Linked DNA regions of Homo sapiens: region 1 is linked to region 2. Evidence: chromatin loops called from intact Hi-C (ENCODE). Cell type or tissue: gastrocnemius medialis. All regions are shown on one strand.

Evidence for each region. Hi-C counts contacts between places; a loop is a spot of excess contacts. Peaks named below come from ENCODE experiments on the same cell type or tissue, not always from the same donor. Only the 100,000 strongest peaks of a DNase experiment are listed, where the experiment ranks them.
Region 1: a loop joins it to region 2, with 4 times the contacts of the local background. A loop is called at or near these places in 14 of 110 quality-filtered maps.

Annotation. Positions count from the first base shown.
Region 1 is chrX:153,031,653-153,034,152 of GRCh38, reverse strand. No RefSeq gene overlaps it. Among named protein-coding and RNA genes, the nearest start is that of PNMA3, 24 kb to the left of the region's middle. In gastrocnemius medialis, a CTCF peak has its summit at 1,313 (motif pointing left); a DNase peak (open chromatin) is centred at 1,362; H3K4me3 peaks cover 781 bases.
Region 2 is chrX:152,940,403-152,942,902 of GRCh38, reverse strand. The region is part of intron 17 of ZNF185 (zinc finger protein 185 with LIM domain); the gene reads right to left. LOC105373372 (a long non-coding RNA gene) reads left to right here and starts at 1,330. Exons shown (of 3, transcript XR_007068369.1): 1 at 1,330-1,482. RefSeq lists enhancers at 1,248-1,337, 1,388-1,437. In gastrocnemius medialis, a CTCF peak has its summit at 1,135 (motif pointing left); a DNase peak (open chromatin) is centred at 1,202; H3K4me3 peaks cover 1,508 bases; H3K27ac peaks cover 1,262 bases.

The sequences.
Region 1 (2,500 bases), 91 kb before region 2:
AGAATTCCCACATGGAGACAGGAAATTGCATGGTTTGAATTTCCTTCATGCAGCAAAGAAGGGAGCATGCAGGCTTTTTTGCCAACTTGCTCAGAGGTAAGTTACAATGGGAAAAGGAAAGGTCAGTTTCTAGGGAGAATAAAGACTGAGGCAGGTGCTTCTCCAAGCACTGCTGCTGCTCTGGGAAAGGGAGGATCTTAGTTACTTGAAAGTTAAACTTTAAAGTGGCCCGTGCTCTGCCTGGCCTTCAGTCAGGAAGGGGTTATATGCTAGAAGGAATATAAAGTACGGCCAAAAGACAAAACCACTGTGAAAAGAGATGACATTGGGCTTTCTCAGGTGCTTGGAACCCATGCCAGCACAGAAATTGCTTGACTTCGTATAAGCAGACCAGGAAGATACTGTGGACATAGACCAGACTGGGCAACAGAGCAAGACTGTGTCAAAAAAAAAAAAAATGACAATGGGAAAGTCACAACTGTGCTGTCACTCCCTGTGTAATAATTGAGCTTTCGTTGAATGATACTGAGGGCCTGTCCAGGCAGGAGTAAGAATGTTAGATTTCCAAATATACTGTTTGGGGTGCCATCACAAGCATCAAGGAGGCAGGAGATGGTATACCATACTGGACAGTTTAGGAGACATTTTGAGTATCAAAATGCATCAGCCCCCCATCCTTCACCTTTGGACTCATGCCAGAGCAACAGAGCCAGCAGGCTTGCTAACTGTTGACAGAAGGAGCACATCACAAACTGGAAGCGGTAGAGTGTAATGAAAGCAGCACGGGTCCCAGAATTAAGAAGTCTGGTTCTGCAATTTTGTAACCAGAGCAGTTCCCACCAATCTCTTGTCCTTGGTTTCTACCTTTAAACAAAGAGAGACTTCATGATCTCTGGGGCTAGGGAAAGTAAGGCTCCACTGCCCTGCAGGATGTCAGGATGACGCCACCCCCATGGCGCTCCCTCATCAAACTCCTAGGGAACAAAGTCCCTCCTCACTGAGCCCCACAGACGAGCCCCGGTCAGCCCAAGGGCCCAGCATGGTTGGAGGGTCCAGCTGCCCTCCCTGTCTGCACGTCCACACCCCCTTACCCTGGACAGCCCTGACGACCGTTGTCTGGTGTCCCAGAGCCATGGCCGCCAGGGCTCCCTGCGAAACAAGCTCAGGCCACAGGAGCCCCGTTCGGCCCCCGCGGGACCGCGCTCCCTCCCGCCGGCGACGGTCCACGCGCGGTCACCCCAAGGCCACTCTGGCCACGGCTGCAGACCTTGAGCGTGGGAAGGGGCAGCCAGCTCCTCGGGCCCATTCGTGATCCTCGGGCGTCCTCTGGCGGCCAGAGCGGGCGTGACCTCAGGAGAATCCCCGCCGAGGCCGAACTCGCCCCGATGGCCGTTTCGCTTTGTGGACGGTCGCATTTTCCCAGCGGGCACTGCGACCGACTGTGACTGTGGTTCCGGGTATGGTGGTTGCACGCCTGTGGTCCCAGCTAGTCGGGAGGCTGAGGCGGGAGAATCGCTTGAGCCCAGGAGGTCGGGGTTGCAGTGAGCTATGACAGCGCCACTACACTCCACCCTGGGCAACAGAGCGAGACCATTTCTCAAAAAGAATAAAATGACAACCGGAAATATACGACCGTGCTGTCGCGGCTGCAGGAAATGGCGGCGTGCCCAGGCGCACTCATGACGGCTGCGTGCTCGTCAAGGTGCACAGGCGCGCACGCGTAGCGTACACTGGTGAAAGTTGCGCATTTGGACAGGCGACACGTCCTGCGCCCGCTACCCAGACTCTGGGGAAGGCAAGGGGTGCCGCTCTGTTCTACTCCTTTTCCTTATCCATCTCTTCTGTCTTTCCAAAGAGATGGTGAAAGCTCCACACACAGGATAAACATGAGGAACTGAGGAACAGTTAAAAAGATGTCTATGCTAGAGCTTCAACCCAGGCCTCCGCCCCAGCCTGCTGTCCCCTGCCTGCCCTTCCACGTCTTATGCACTTCGTTCTGGGAGCCTCCATGCATGCCCTGGGGAGCAAGCCACACATTGCCCTCGCACGGCAGTGTTCCGTCAACTGGCACCATCCAGCATGTTCAGCTTGGTTTCTTTCCTCATCCTCATAAGCCACTGACTCTGGGTTGGAACCACCATCGCAGTTAGGTCATTCTCTACAATCGCTGGCCTACTATGCCCTGACCGTATCCCAGTGAGCACAATAGGGTCAGAATTCCAGGCCACTGTTGTCCCCCAACTTCCATTTTATCCCAAAGAGACCTTTCCCACTAGTTTCCCACAGCAGAGGCGAGACCGGCTGGAAAATGGAATGAAATTTATTGAAGAGAAACGTGTACCGAAATCACTGAAAAGAAGGGAACCACAACACAGAGAGAAACTGCAAACAGCCACTACAGGACACAGGTCCTAGGATCCCTCCTCCTGGGGTTCCTGGCAAGGCGCCTCGTCTACCCCCGTCCTGCTGCCGACCCCACTGCTACCTCCCTCCTTCCCGA
Region 2 (2,500 bases):
ATCCCCGGAACTCAAGTGGTCTTCCCGCCTCGGCCTCTCAAAGTATAGGATTACAGGTGGGTATGAGCCACTGCACCCAGCTGACACTTCCACCCTTGTACTGCCTCCACTGGCCAACAACGGTTGCCAGTGGTGAGGAAATGTGGTGCCTAAACTTCACCTGATCCTCATGCAGAAAAAATATAAACGAGAAGCCCATGCTTGCAACATAATGAGGAAAACAGCATGTTCTAGATGGAAAATTTGATGACAAAAGTTTAGTAGGAAGAAGATGAGATATCGTGTCATGTCAAATGAAATCAAACCAATAAAGCTGGTTAAGTTAGCTTTCCAGGTGTCCCTGAACACCTCTGAGAGGAGGAGATATTCCTCTGGTGCTGCTTCACTTAGCTCGCAGGTTTAAATGTCCTACAGGCTTTACATATACAAACCGATTTGGCCATTTCAACAACCCTATATGGTAGGAGGTATGATTACCACTATTCCGCACGTGAGGAACCTGAGGCACAGAGAAGATGAGTAACATGCCCAAGGTCACGGTGCTTGTAAGTGACAGAGCTTGGACTGGAACCCAAAGCACCAGAGTCCAGGCTCTCAACCACTATACTATACCGCCTCTCCCTGTAGTGTGATGGAGCGGCCCAAGATGGAATAGGGCGGAGTCCCCACAGTTTGGGACAGTTAAAACTGTGTTGTAACCTAGGGAAAGTAAGGCTCCACTGCCCTGCGGGATGTCAGGATGACGCCACCCCCATGGCGCTCCCTCATCAAACTCCTAGGGAACGAAGCCCCTCCTCACTGCCCCACAGACCAGCCCCGGTCAGCCCGAGGGCCCAGCGTGGTTGGAGGGTCCAGCTGCCTTCCCTGTCTGCACGTCCACACCCCCTCCCCCTGGGCAGCCCTGACGACCCGTGTCCAGTGTCCCAGAGGCCATGGCCCCAGGGCTCCCTGCGAAACAAGCTCAAGCCGCAGGGGCCCCGTTCGGCCCCTCGCGGGACCGCGCTTCCTCCCGCCGGCGACGGTCCACGCGCGGTCACCCCAAAGCCACTCTGGCCGCGGCTTCAGACCTTACGCGGGGGAAGGGGCAGCCAGCTCCTCGGGCCCATTCGTGATCCTCGGGCGACCTCTGGCGGCCGGCACGGGCATGGCCTCAAGAGAATCCCCGCCGAGGCCGAGCTCGTCCCGGGCGGCCATTTCACTTTGTGGACGGTCGCATTTTCCCGGCGGGCACTGCGACCGAGTTCGGGGCTTCAAGAAATGGCGGCCTACGCAGGCGTACTCACTACGGGCGCGTGCTCGCCGAGGTGCACAGGCGCGCACGCGTCGCGTACGCTGGTGGCGAGCGCGCATTCGCGCAGGCGCACACGTCCTGTGCCCGCTACCCAGATTTCGGGGAAGGTGAGGGGTGTGGTTCTGTGCCATCCCTTTTTCTTTTCCGTCCCTGCTGTCTTCCCAAATAGATCGTCAAGGCTCTACAGCAAGGTTTGTCAACCTTAGCACTATTACCATTTTGAACCCCATAATTCTATGGTGTGTGTTGGGGGATGTGGGGCAGCATCCCAGATCTCTGCATATAAGAAGCCAGTAGTGTCTCCCACTCCCAGTTTTGACAACCAAAAATGGCTCCAGACATTGTATCGTAGCAGGCTGGAAGCTTTGGGAGATGCCCCTGGGTCAGAACCACTACCTGAGAACGATGGTTCTCGACCTAGCCTGGAAGGAGAACAAACTGGGGAGCTTTGAAAAAGACACATGATGGAGACCCACCCCAGAAAAATAAAATCCAAATCTCTACCTGGGACTTCGGGAAGTTTTTGTTGTGTTGTAAACCAAAAATAAAATTCTAAGCTCCCCAGCTGAATGAATGGACACTTCTCTCAGCCAAGGGGACACAACGTGAAAAACTAGTTCAGGTCATGATGAGAAAGGGGAAGGTCAGACATGCCTCAATATATTCTCCTCCCTTTGGAATTCATGCCCAACTGACCAGTATTAACATTGAGAGAGATATTCAGACTGACAAAACAGACTCCTTGAAGCAATAATATGCCAAATTCCAACCTGACTCTAGTATAGCATCACATGACAGACAGCAGGTAATGAAAGAAATTGAAGTATTTTACACCAAAATATATTTTTTGACATATTTTGAAATGACCTGGCAAAGCTGTCTCTCCTGGGGGAAATTTACATTCTGTAGAGAATCTCCTTCCCTTTCCAGGACTTTTTCTGATCTGAGAGTCTAGCACCTTTTAAAGGTCTGAATAAGAAACATTGGCCATCTATTGCTTCTAAGGGCGGCCACTTATGAGACTTCACCTATATAAGAACTCTGGTCTCCACAACCCCTTATCTTAACCCAGGCACTCCTTTCTATTGATTCCAGGTCTTTAGAGAATAACAACTCTTTCAACCAATTGCCAATCAGAAAATCTCTGAATCCACCTATGACCTGGAACCCCACCCCCACCCCCACCCCCACCACACTCCCAGCTTTGAG